Linked DNA regions of Homo sapiens: all the other regions are linked to region 1. A link is a contact called in ENCODE Hi-C or POLR2A ChIA-PET data. All regions are on one chromosome and are shown on one strand. Each heading gives the region's core, a stretch centred on a gene start or an enhancer-like site at or near the end of the contact. The rest is flanking DNA. Distances are from core to core; before and after follow the strand shown.

Evidence for each region. A loop is a pair of places that touch in the nucleus more often than their neighbours do. ChIA-PET counts read pairs that join two places held with the same protein, here RNA polymerase II (POLR2A). Pooled maps may share reads with other maps.
Region 2: a loop to region 1 is called in a map with no recorded cell type, with 16 times the contacts of the local background. The contact joins the promoter of MRPL33 here to the promoter of NRBP1 in region 1. A Hi-C loop is called at or near these places in 1 of 37 single-sample maps with no recorded cell type and 7 of 50 pooled maps. POLR2A ChIA-PET finds 5 or more read pairs at or near these places in 1 of 52 experiments (K562).
Region 3: a pooled map shows a loop between it and region 1 (3-fold over the local background). The contact joins the promoter of ABHD1 here to the promoter of NRBP1 in region 1. A Hi-C loop is called at or near these places in 1 of 37 single-sample maps with no recorded cell type and 10 of 50 pooled maps. POLR2A ChIA-PET finds 5 or more read pairs at or near these places in 4 of 52 experiments (HEK293, Panc1, activated B cell and 1 more).
Region 4: a loop to region 1 is called in a pooled map, with 2.4 times the contacts of the local background. The contact joins the enhancer-like site here to the promoter of NRBP1 in region 1. A Hi-C loop is called at or near these places in 1 of 50 pooled maps. POLR2A ChIA-PET finds 5 or more read pairs at or near these places in 2 of 52 experiments (PC-9 and activated CD4-positive, alpha-beta T cell).

The regions. Positions count from the first base shown.
Region 1 is chr2:27,427,189-27,430,306 of GRCh38, reverse strand. NRBP1 (nuclear receptor binding protein 1) reads right to left here and starts at 1,676. Exons shown (of 18, transcript NM_013392.4): 1 at 1,576-1,676. RefSeq lists a silencer at 1,159-1,308.
Region 2 is chr2:27,770,217-27,773,334 of GRCh38, reverse strand. It overlaps MRPL33 (mitochondrial ribosomal protein L33), which reads right to left and starts at 1,616. Exons shown (of 4, transcript NM_004891.4): 1 at 1,536-1,616; 2 at 643-661. The coding sequence starts at 1,557. RefSeq lists enhancers at 1,435-1,564, 805-1,621, 1,855-1,974.
Region 3 is chr2:27,122,143-27,125,260 of GRCh38, reverse strand. It overlaps ABHD1 (abhydrolase domain containing 1), which reads right to left and starts at 1,446. Exons shown (of 9, transcript NM_032604.4): 1 at 1,199-1,446. The coding sequence starts at 1,312. RefSeq lists silencers at 1,362-1,501, 1,522-1,601.
Region 4 is chr2:27,702,459-27,705,576 of GRCh38, reverse strand. No RefSeq gene overlaps it. Among named protein-coding and RNA genes, the nearest start is that of LINC01460, 12 kb to the left of the region's middle. RefSeq lists a silencer at 1,612-1,681. Within about 2 kb of position 1,681, at least 5 of the 41 ENCODE cell types and tissues checked have a DNase peak (open chromatin) inside an H3K27ac peak, as active enhancers do; they include PC-9, where a contact is called at or near this core.

The DNA.
Region 1 (3,118 bases), core at 427-2,926:
TACGTTTAACTCAACTCAGGAGATTTTTATTAGAAGACAGTCTAGTAAATACCAAAGAGCAATAGGCAGTACAGAGGAAATCTGGCAAGATATTCTTTCCCTATGTTATTTTCTAGATCCTGACTTATTCTAGAGAGATTTGCCAGGCGCGCTGGCTCATGCCTGTAATCCCAGCTACTTAGGAGGCTGAAGTGGGAGGATCGCTGGAGAGGGATTTAACTCAGCCAGCCAGGAAAGCTACTATCTGCCTGTTTTAGTAATCTACCAGAAAACTTCTGTTAGAGATCATGTTCCTTCTTCTGAAAAGTAGCTAAGAAAATGGTAAGACACTATTAGTTACTTCCTTGAGCAGCTGCATTCACTGAATGCATCTAAAATCTGAACAACTAAATAAAATTCCCAGCCAGACTACAGTAGGAAATAACAGTAGAATTCTAATACAGGAAAGCTGTAGCCAATGGGCTCCAGAGAAACTTCTGGACCGAGGACACAAATAACTAATCCACAGTAGGGCACCACAGGAGACACCAACCCTTCATCAGAGATAGATGCCCTTGGAATTTGCTTATCCCCCCCACCTTCCTAATTTTTGTGACTTTTTATCCCTTCCTAATTTTTCCTTCGCAGGCAAAATGAGGGCAGTGCCCAAGATTCTCCAGCACTACTCCTATTGATGAAGAAACCTCTGCGACACTGGGAGTTTTGTCTCGGAGCCGCTGAGAGGTTTTAAAGAGATAACACATGGAAAAGCTCATATACTCCCATAAGGGGATTCTCGCCGCCTCCAGCCACCCTGAGACATGCAGTGTGTTCACTTTGGAGTAATGCAGATCGCCCTGCAAAGTTTTTCCCCGACACTTTCGTTTATTGGACAGCAGCCCCTCTGCGTGTCAACTCCTCTGCAAGAGCTCACGGGCCCAGGCCTCTCAGCTGTCCTCACCCTGAACGGACCAGAGGGCCTCTGAGACCCGCAGCACAGTCCAGTCGGAAATAAAACCGCTCTGGGGAGGAACCCGGCCCCTAGAATTTCACACTCCAACAGGTCGCATGCCCTGCGTCTGGAAGGCAGCCGCGGCCCGCGCGGGAACCAGGCTGGGGCCCAGGGAGCCAGCGGCGGCCACCTCATCAAAGGCCGGACCGACAGCGCAGTCAGGGGCGCAGGCCACGCCCCCGCGCAGTCTGCGCACCTCCCCGCGAGCAGGCCAGGCCAGGCCGCCGAGCTTCCGCAGGCCGCCGGGCCGCGACCGCCGCCCCCGCCCCCGCCCCCACCCGCCGGGCCCCGCCTCTCGCAGCCGGAGTTCCAAGCGAACGCCAGGGCCTCCCGACCCGCGCCCGCAGAATCCCGGGGCGCCGCCGCCAAGCCAGAGACGCCAGGGAGGGCTAAGCAGCGACTGCGGGGCCGAAGCGGCCCCTCGGCTCCAGCAGGCAGGGCCCGATCGGGCCTGGGCTACTGAGTGAGCAGGGCCGCCTTCAGCACCCGACTGGCGGGTCCCACCGTCCCGGGCCTCGGAGGCCGATCCTTCCGTCCTCTCGCGAACCCCTCCCTCCCGGGCCCTCTTTTCCCTGGGCGCTCACCTCCCGACTCCGCGCCCCGCAGCCTGCGCTTCAGCTCCAGCTCGGGTTCCGGGGCCCCGGATCACAGCGACTCCCTCACAGCTGCGCTCCGCAGCGCAACCGAACTGCGGGCCCCGCCCTCGCGGCGCCCGGACCAACGATGGGCGGTGCCGCACCGCCGGCAGGTTTCCATTGGGTGACGTTCTGGGTGGGCGGGGCCCGGCCCTCGGGCGTTCGCTGGGGTGGGCTTCCACCCGCTCTCCTCCCCTTGCGCCGGTCCGGCCGAGACCTCTCGGAGGGGTCGATGTTTTCGGTCCCAGCTGGGGCTCGTCTCTCTGTCCACCCCACCGCCCGGTCCAGGTGCCCCAGATGGTTCTGCTGGACGCAGAGAGGGCCTCCTACCTCTTCTTGAAGGCGCCATGACAGTTCTAATGCCTGGAAAAGACAAAAGGAGCGAAAGACATAGCCTCAGTCCGAGAGGAGCGCCCCCACCCCAGCCCCCGCCTGCATTATTTTGGAACGAGACTGGTGTGCAGGACGCCAATTCTCCGGAAAGCTTTTAAAATTTACCTAACACTGAAAATTAGTAGTTAACGCTTGGTGATTGCTTAGCACTATTTGCTTAAACTTTGTAAGAGGTTTTCACAGATGTTATTTCATTTGATCCTCATAAGAACGAACTCATTGAAATTATCATTCAATGGTAGTTGACAAATGCAAAAACCTGAATCAGAGGTATTAAGCTATTAACCGAAAGTTAAGTTGGTAAGAGCCAAGTCTAGAATCCGAAACAGTAAATTTCATCAAAGGAGACTACGTTGAGAAGATGTTTGGAAAGAATTTAGATTGGTTTCGAGTTAGTGGAAAGAAAAGATGATAAATTCTTGGTGAGCTATTAATCTGCGAAAACTAAGCGCGGAGCCTTCAGGATGGAAGTTCACTCTGCCCTTAGACGTGTATGATGGAGGGAAGATGATGAATCAATCAACAGAACTTGGAAATGTCACAATCACCAAATTTTACTGTCATTAAAGAGAATCTCTAATCCTGTTTCACTGGGAGAAAGGACAACTGGCAGAAACCCTCTCGTTTTCTCATCATCTCAAAATACTCGTTTTTAAAACCAATCTTTCGGCCGGGCGCGGTGGCTCACGCCCAGCACTTTGGGAGGCCGAGGTGGGCGGATCACTTGAGGTCAGGAGTTCGAGACCAGCCTGCTCAATGTAGTAAAACTCCGTCTCTACTAAAAATACAAAAATTAGCCGGGCGAGGTAGCACATGTCTGTTCTCTCAAGCTGCTTGGGAGGCTGAGGCGGGAAGATCACTTGAGCCCAGGAGGCAGAGGTTGCAGTAGGCCAAGACTGCACGACTACGCTCCAGCCTGGGCAACAGAGTGTGAGAATCCGTCTCAAAAAAAAAAAAAAAAAAAAAAAAAAAAAAATATATATATATATATATATATATATATATATATATATATATATGTATGTATGTTTTACCCTTTCTTCCTTGATTCTTCTATCTTTGGAAGAGGGGGGCTCAAACACCCTTTTTAAAATCTGAT
Region 2 (3,118 bases), core at 367-2,866, 340 kb before region 1:
TCCAAAAGACTAGCTTTAAGGATTTTCAATGTCTTGAGTTGCAAGGAAAAGCTGCTTTAGAACCTCCCTATTTTTACCACAAAATCTTCTGTTATTGTCTACAACATTTATTTTGAAATACAAGTTTGGTAGTTCTAGTCTCTCTGGTACAGCATGGAATCTTTAATCTTGGCTATTTTTGAAATGCTTATACCATGAATGCAAAGGATTACAAAACTCATTAAAACAGACTATGATTTAATCAAAGCAGAGTTTGTTCTTCTGGATTCCCGTAGTGAGCTCCAGACACATGGCCCCTGGTCCTCGATTTGAGGAAATGGAAATATGGTGGTAGTCCAAATACAGCACAGCCCAATGGTTTGTTTAGAAACAGACAGTGAGCTCACAAATCCTGGGACTAGAAAAGCAGCAAAGGTTCCTTCAAGTATTTCAATGCTCACAGAAGTAGCTCAGTTCAGCAGGAGGGAAAATATTTTTGAAAGAGTTCATAAAGAAAAAATAATCAACTAAGTAATCCACAAACCAACTCTTAGGAAATCAAGGCCCAATGCTTAATTTCATATAAGGATGTACTGGGAGCAGCTAGACTAACAAATCCAACATAAACAAGTGACGTTTAAAAAAGGAAAAATCTTTACTTACTTTGACTTGCTCTTGGCAACTTTTTTGTAGACAGGAAGGGTTGGAAAAGAAAATAAAAATATAAATGTATTCTCTTTCTTATGCAAAGTTCATATAAATATCAGTAATAACCAAAAATATTTAACTTATGAAATATGCCATGAGGTGTCACTCAAGTAACTATTCCCTATCTATTAGGGATCCCCTTAGGATTTTATAGAAGGAAGGTTAAAAGATCCAATCAGACCAACACAATTCTAGATTTAATATTTTGCATAATTTCATGACTGTTGGACTGGCTACCTTTTAAATCTTTCTAAAGTAATACCTGCTCCATTTTTTCCCTCTTCTAAGGTGCAAGTATTCGCGCTGCAGCAAGCTTCTTGTTTGACAAGTTTAACCTTTGCAAATTACAACAACCATCACATGTGGTGAAAACCAGATACTAAATCTAACTGGGAAGTCAGCCAAGGGTAAAGAAGAGCACTGACTCGGGAGCCCGAGGACTTCTTTAACTGCCCTGCCGCATTACTCAGGCAATTCATTGCCCCTCTCGGGAGCGGTTTCCTTATTTTTAGAGTTCGAAATAGGTGGGCTGCAAATTCTGAGGTCCTTCGGACAAAGATTCTCCTAACACGGGCTGGAGAAAAACGCCCCACAGCCAGACTCAACGGTCCGTGAGGACGGCAATTGAATCCAGACACCGCAGACCCCTTCTCAGGCACCCACAGGTCCGCGCAGGGAGGCGCGCCGCGGGGCATGCCGGACGCTGTGGTCCTGAAGGCCTGGAAAAGTACGCAGCTGCAGCTTCCCGTCCTGTTCGCACATCCTTCCCCGCATCATTCCGGGGCCCTGCCTGTCACGGCCCCCTAACCCTCGCCGTAACCCCTACCGGCGTCTCCAGCCCCACTTACAGAAGACCGCGGAGAGGAACATGGTGACCACACCTGGGCAGTCTCCGTCACCGGCCAAAAGGCCCCCAACCAACAACAACTGCTTCCGGGGCACGGCCCGGTTCTGGAAGAGGACATCCGGCAGTCGCCCGAGGCCACGCCCCCCGCCTGGAACCTGCCTCCAGTCGTCTGGCTCGTTCCTCGGTTTCTCAGAGCGAGTGTGTTTTGCTTTTGTCGTGCTGGAGGTTGGAATCCTCATCATTCTGGAAAGGGATTTACAGCTCAGGGTTCGCGCCCCGGCCCTGACTCCTATTTCTGGGTCAAGTGCTTTCAGCGTTAGGTGCTTTCCATATTTGTTTCACGAAATAATCGCAACCACCTGCATTAGACCCACAAGAACAACTGTGTATTGTACTTCGGCCGCTCCAGCGTATCAGCCCCTCGCATATTTTCTTAAAATGTTGCCTCCCCCGACCCAACTCCCTCTCCGCCTGGTTAAGCCTTACTCTCACTCTTCTGAGTCCCTTCGGCATTAAGAACCCCACCTTTCCTTAGTTATCCCAATCTCTAGGAGGGCAGGACCCTTTGCATCTCAAACTTCTGTATCCAAACACCTAGCACAGTTCCTGACATAGAAGCCAAATAACAGATTGAGAGCATTCACATCACGTGCCTAATATCACAGAACTACCAGGTGGCAGAGTAAGAATTTAAACCTAGATTTTATCTGACTCCAAAGACTCATGCCTTTCCCAGTAGACATTGGGACCTACCAGTTTGCAATCATTAATTTTTCATGGCTCTGTAAGGAACCTGGGCTCCTCTAACACCAAGGACCTCGTCAGTAACCTCATTTCGCAACTAATAATCAGGACTTTTGGATTTTTTTCCTAATCCGTGATTTGTATCTACATATGAAGTCTTACAGATGTGAAATAAGATTTAATCGCATGGCTCACGCCTGTAATCCCAGCCCTTTGGGAGGCTGAGGCAGGCAGATCACTTGAGGTCACGAGTTTGAGACCAGCCTGGCCAACGTCGCGGAATCCCGCCTGTACTAAAAATACAAAAATTAGCTGAACCCGGGAGGCGGAGGTTGCAGTGAGCCGAGATAGCGCCACTGCACTCCAGCCTGGGCGACAAAGTGAGACTCCGTCTCAAAAAAAAAAAAAAAAAAAAGTAATAAAACTGTTTTAAAGAAAATTCAGCTCTCTGTGCCATCACAAAGAAGATGAGGAGGAAAAAAATCAGCTCTCCATACAATACAATTCAATTTTTTAAATTAAGACCGTCCTTCTCCTTAGTACCTATAATACTTTTTTTCCTTCTAATCATTCTTGATATTTATCTTCCCATAACCGGACTCCAGCTACTGAGTACCTTCCAGGTGCCGAAATCCTTCCTTACCTTGCATTGGCAAAAAAGAGCTTCAGATGTTCAAGAGGATAAGGTTTCTTATATTTCCTTTAGAGGATTTATAAGAAAACACAAGACTGGAAGCCAAGGAACATGATTTCTAGTCCTTGTTCTGTCCCTTAGAAAGTCACTTTAACTTTAGCCCAGCCAAATAGCAGTTCTTAAACTCCATGCCCCTGCCCCCAACT
Region 3 (3,118 bases), core at 197-2,696, 300 kb after region 1:
CTTAGGGGCAGTTTTGTTCTGAAGTGACCTTCCAAATCTGATGTATAAAGTGAGGCCTACAGAGTATTGTGAGGCTTGGAGTTTTTAACTGTTTTATTAAGGAAGACTTTTTTTTTTTTTTTTGAGACGGAGTTTCACTCTTGTTGCTCAGGCTGGAGTGCAATGGCACGAGGCTCATTGCAACCTCCGCCTCCCAGGTTCAAGTGATTCTCCTGCCTCAGGCTCCCGAGTAGCTGGGATTATAGGCATGTGCCACCATGCCTGGCTAATTTTTGTATTTTTAGTAGAGATGGGGTTTCTTCATGTTGGTCAGGCTGCTCTCGAACTCCCGACCTCAGGCGATCCTCCCGCCTCTGCCTCCCAAAGTGTTGGGATTACAGGCGTGAGCCACCACACCCGGCCCTAAGGAAGACATTTAGTAAACAATATATGCTAATGTAGAAAGCTCTGAAAATATGGAAAAGTCTAGGTAACACTAAAGTCTCCTATAGACCTTTTTAAAGGACTCGAACCAGTAGGTGTCTTGTTAGACTCAGCTACCTAGAACAGAGTTTAATGAAGATGAAGAGATTTGGCTTTTCCTGGATATGTAAATTATGTATATATCTAAATTTCAGTGAGAAAAGTCTCCAAATTCATCAAAATCAACCTCTTCAAACTTTCTCATCACACTCACTATATGGAGAGCCTGGAACATAAAACGGCTGAATGAGCAAGGACAGTTGGGGTCATCCATCAGTTCTGAGCTAGGCCAGTTCTGACCTCAGCCAGCCCTTAAGGGAAGGGAGGTCCTACTAAGCTATTTGGGGGGTGGGTGGTATTGGGAGTTAGCCATGACCCACAGACCTCTGGTTCCTTCCTTCAGTGCAGCTGAAAGACTCAGCTAAACCACCTAAAAAGGAACGCAAAGTGTGCACATCTCTGATACCTCAGGATGCCTTCCACCCCACCTTTCCCCAAATGCTTGTCCACATTATAGGGAGCAGCACCCTCCGGTACCCAAAAGGCCCAGCTGGCATGGGGATCACATGGGATGCAGAGGCACTAGAGAGGCAGAGCCGACTCTCCATTCGGTGGTAGCAAATTTCACCTGTGGGGAAGCCCAACCATCCCAGTTCCCACCAAGGGCCCAAGCCCGTGTCTGGAAGCTGCCCCCTACACCCAAACCCGCTGGCCAGAGCGGTGGACCCGCACCCACCTGAAGCACACATGCCCAGTAGTAGCCCAAGTAGAGGGCAACGGCAAGAGCCAAGAGCAGAGAGAAGGTGTCTGCCCAGGTGCCATTCTGGGGGCTCAGGAAGGAGCTCAGCATCTTGTGTTGGGGGCTTCCGACCCTCAGGCTCCTGGCTGGCCCCAGTTGGCCGGCTGTAACTCGCGGTCCCACCCGCCGCCCGCCATAGGCGGCCTGTGCAGGTCCGGTCCCCGCTGCAGGCAGTTTGCGCTGCTGGCCCCGCCCACCGCCGGTGCCCCGGGATGGGCGGCGAGAGGCGGCGCTAGTTGGTCGCGGGGCTGGGTGGCTGGTCGCCTAGTGCCTCGCGCGGATCTAACCCGAGTGACCTGCGAATGGCCTCCCGCCCTCCCCTGCCTTCTTCCCCTCCGCGGTTCTTGGCTGTGCAGCCCGAGACAAGCGGCCTCCCCCAGCTGCCATCTTGGTGCGGGGCATCTCCAGCTCCCTTAAACTCTTCCCCGGCGACGCCCCGAGTCCAGCAGCCTGGCCAGAGTCCCTTAGGCGCTCGCAGTCAGTCACGCACAGGACACAGCTACTCCTGCAGTGACATTCTGCTCTGTCACACACTACAGCCATTCACAGTGACCCTCACCAGTCACTGTCCGACTGTGACACCCCACACTGTCACAAAGCTTTCAGCTGCTCAGTGGTGGCATTGCAACACATGCACCTTCCTGCAGTGTCACTCTGCATTGTCTCATACAGTCCCTGCCACACAGTCCTCGTACAGTAGATAATTTGCTCACCACCCGCCCTGTACCAGGCACTTGATACAGACCCCCCATGTTACTGTCCGTGTCTTCATTGAAATATAGGAGGTCGTCTACTAAGAGTAGTGGCTTTCAACCTTGACTGCAGATCGGAATCATCTAGGATTTTTAAAACTACCAGTGCCCAGGCCCTACCCCCGATACAGTTAGTCTGGAGAGGAGCCTAGGTATCAATACACCGTAAAGCTTCTAGGAGGTCCACAAGTCATCAGGGCTTAACATGGTCCACACAAGAGAAGTACCAGCTGCCATGGGAGCACTGCGGAGGTGCCCGGACTTCACGCGAGGGTGTTCTAGCAGAGGGGGCAGCAAAGGCAAAAGCCTGGAGGTGAAGGATGTCTTAAGGGAACAAAGAAAGTTGGTGTGGCTGGAGCATGTGGGTGGTCAAGGACCACATAATTGCTGCAGTTTATCCTAGGGTCAGAGGAAAGCCATCCAGGGGTTTTAAGAAGGGAAGGGTGACATGAGTTATGTTTTAGGAGAATCATTCAGTTGCTTGGAGAATAGATTGGAGGAGGAGGAAAGTAGAAGCAGAGAGGCCACTGGGAGGCTGCTAACAGAACGCCAGGCTCAAAAGATGCCCGGACTGGAGGATACCCAGGAGAGGAGTGAAGATCTTCAAGATCAGTGGCAGAATTGATAGGACCTGGTAGTAGATTGGAGGCAGGGGAAGAAGGAGGAACATGGATGACCTCCAGGTTTCTGACTGCACAGATATAAAGTGTCCATCCCTGGGACAGGGAAACAGAGGAGAGGAAGGTTTGAAGAGGAAGATGATGCATTTAGACACAGACATGTAGAAGTTGGGGTGCTGGTAGGTGTTTTAACTGTGTTTCCTTAGGTTCTGTATTTGTCTATTTGGCATCCATAAATCACAGGGCCAACCTAATGGCCAAGGTTGTTTACATCTCCCCTACAATCCAGAGCTCACACTCTGAGCACTTCCTTTCTCTAACTTTCACATTCCAAGCCAGTATCTCCCCTGCCCTAAATCAACCCAGGACCAGGTAACCAGGACCTGTCCCTGTGCCCCAGAGCACTCTGGAATTATTCAAACTAGCCAGTCCCAAACTGCTTCTCCTGCCTTACTGGGAGAAGTAAACCCCAATAAAGGCCTGTA
Region 4 (3,118 bases), core at 432-2,931, 280 kb before region 1:
GTACACTAAAATCTCTTTAGAAATCACCACTAAAGAACTTACCCATGTGACGGGTGTGGTGGCTCACACCTGTAATCCCAGCACTTTGGGAGGCTAAGGTGGGTGGTTCTCAAGCCCAGGAGTTCAAGGCCAGCTTGGGCAATATATTGAGACCCCATCTCTCTTAAAAAAAAAAATTTACCCATGTAACCAAATACTTACCTGTACCCTAAAATCTGTTGACATAAAAAAGTTAACTTCATTCTAAGCTGCAATACATATGTGTGTATATATGTGTACATATATATTAAAATGTACATATATATTTTAATATGTATATGTAATGTGACATATTACATTTATACTGTTTATATGTATTTATATGTGTAGCTACTAAAATTAAACATTTTCATCCTCATCCCCTAAAGTCGACTCTCGTGACACCAGGGACACTCGTGTATACTTTGGAAAACTGTCTCACAACCTCTCTGTATTACGAAGGATGCAGCCAAGTGGCTGCCCTTGTTGAAATGCTCAGCCAGTAGGATCACTCATAGCCACCACTGTCTTTGTTAGGGCCGTGCCTCAAAATCACAAAATTATTGAATCATGGAGGATAAGAGATAGATCATGGACTCTAACTCTGGAGAAGGTGTTATACAACACACCCAGCCATAGCCCTAAAGATTAAGGGGCACCATTCAGGGATATAAAGATGAATCAGATATAGTCCTTGCTCTTAAAAACTCACTAAGCTTACAGACATAAACAATTGAAAACTAGAAGGACTAAGCAAAGGAACAGAAATGAAAGAAACTCACATCTAGATGTAGTTCCACCACAAACTCGGTGTGCCTTTGAGCAAGTCACTTCATGTGTCTAGCCTCAGGTTTTTTTTGTTTTTGTTTTTGTTTTTTGAGATGGAGTTTCGCTGCAATGCCCAGGCTGGAGTGCAATGATGCAATCTGGGCTCACTGCAACCTCCACTTCCTGGGTTCAAGTGATTCTCCTGCTTCAGCCTGAGTAGCTGGGACTACAGGCAGGGGTCACCATGCCTGGCTAATTTTTGTATTTTTTGTAGAGACGGGGTTTCACCATATTGGCCAGGCTGGTCTCGAACTCCTGACCTCAGGCGATCCACCTGCCCCAGCCTCCCAAAATGCTGGGATTACAGGTGTTAGCCACCCTGCCCAGTGCCTCAGTTTCTTTAAACAGAGGTAATTAACATCTGTTTTTACCTTTTAAGTCTAATAGGGGATTCGGATTTTTTTTTTTAACAAGTGTGAAAAAAATCCTCTGTAAACTGTAAAGCTGAAATATAGTGTGTAAGGAATAAATATGCAATGCCCAAAGTCCTCCATAGAATATTGGCATTATAAATGGAGAGCGACTTTCTCTAAGTGAAATTAAGCACTGGAAAAGGCAGTTTTGGAGGAGAGTTGGGAGCACCATTTGGGCCTGACCGGTGTCTCTGGCTAACTTTCTGCTGCCAGGTCTTGGGTCCAGGAATGTCTGTGAGCGAAACTAGCTTGCTGCTCCTAACTTTTTCACAATCCTCCTTTTTTTCTGATTCTTACTCTTTCTTCTGCTTTGAAACCTTTATCTTCTTTCAGCCCCTTGTGCAAGCTGACCGCATTGTAATGGGTCTATACTGCCCCCTTGTGGTCACTCCCTGCCGTGGTTGCATTAACTTCTGACGGGGTGTGCGTGATAAAGGCAGACCTGAGGAAACCCAACCAACCCCAGCTAAATGCAGCTGGTCCTGGAAAATCCAAATTAAAGCCAGCTGCTGGAGTGCAGCGCTCCTTGATGGGAAGGAGTAGTTCATGCCTGGTTTTGCCCCAAGTAGGACATAAATCCAGCCCTCTGGATTAAACTTGCTAAAATGGTCAGTTCCTAGACTATCCAGCTTGTCTGGAGCAAGGTCCTGGAACTAAAAGTGGCTAGAAGGTATCCCTTCTCTGACAGAAAAACCCAAGGATAGGAAGGGCTGGGGCTAGGACCTGCCCTTCAGCCCTCCACCCATTGAAACCAACAGTTAACTAACTGAGCACCAATTTGTGAACTGCTAGGTGCCATGGATGGGGTACAAGATAATGTAGTTCCTGTCCTCAAGAACTTGTAAGTGACAAACGTAAGTAACCCAAACACACATATCAGTAATGAATATCAAGCCGTTGGAGTAAGGGCTGTAATAGAAGTAGAAATAAAGTGCTGTAGCGCTAGTGGGGAAGGAGGGATTAGTGATAGTCTCTGCAATCAGGGAGGCCTCCTGAAGGTAGTTTGGGGCAAGCTGATTGTGTTAAAAATGAGTCGGGCCTGGGGGAGGGAGGGAGGAATGGGTGGAGCACAGAGAGATTTTTAGGGCAATGAAACCATGTTTGTCTGTATACTATAATGGATACATGACGTTACACATCTCTCCAAACCCAGAGAATGTACAATATCAAGAGTGAGCCCTAATGTAAACTGTGGACTTCAGGTGATATCGATGTGTCAATATAAGTTCATCAGTTGTAACAAATTTACCACTCTGGTGGGGAATGTTGATAATGGGGGAGGCTGTGTATGAGAGGAGTGGGGACAATGGCAAATCTCTGTATTTTCTGCTCAATTTTTCTGTGAACCTAAAACTGCTCTAAAAAATAAAGTCTTAAAAAGAAAAAAAGTAGTACCTTACTTACCAAACATGAGCAAGGAAGACCACAATGACACTCATAATAACTACATGGGGTGGGGGGAGGTGATTATGTGTTGGACATGGCTAAAAGTTTATATTTGTTACTTAATCTCTGCAACAATACTGTTGGGTAGGTATTATTTTCTCTATTTAATAGACAAGGAAACTGAGGCCTATGCAGAAAGGCTTGATAGAAAATATAGGGAGAGGAAAAAGCAAAGGTGTGTTTGGGGCAAATAACCTGTTATTTCTAGAGTAGCAGGTATGCCTCATCGGGTGGAAGAAAGGGAGGGACAAGGGCAGGTGTGGGGTCATGATGATAGAAAAGCACAGGAACCCTATGATAAGGCTTTTAAAGCCTCAAAGGAATTTGGACCCTCACACTTTGGACACTGGAAAACCTTTTGAGATTTCAGAGCAAGGGACTCTGCTCAGGGATGTGTTTGACATATGTGGAGG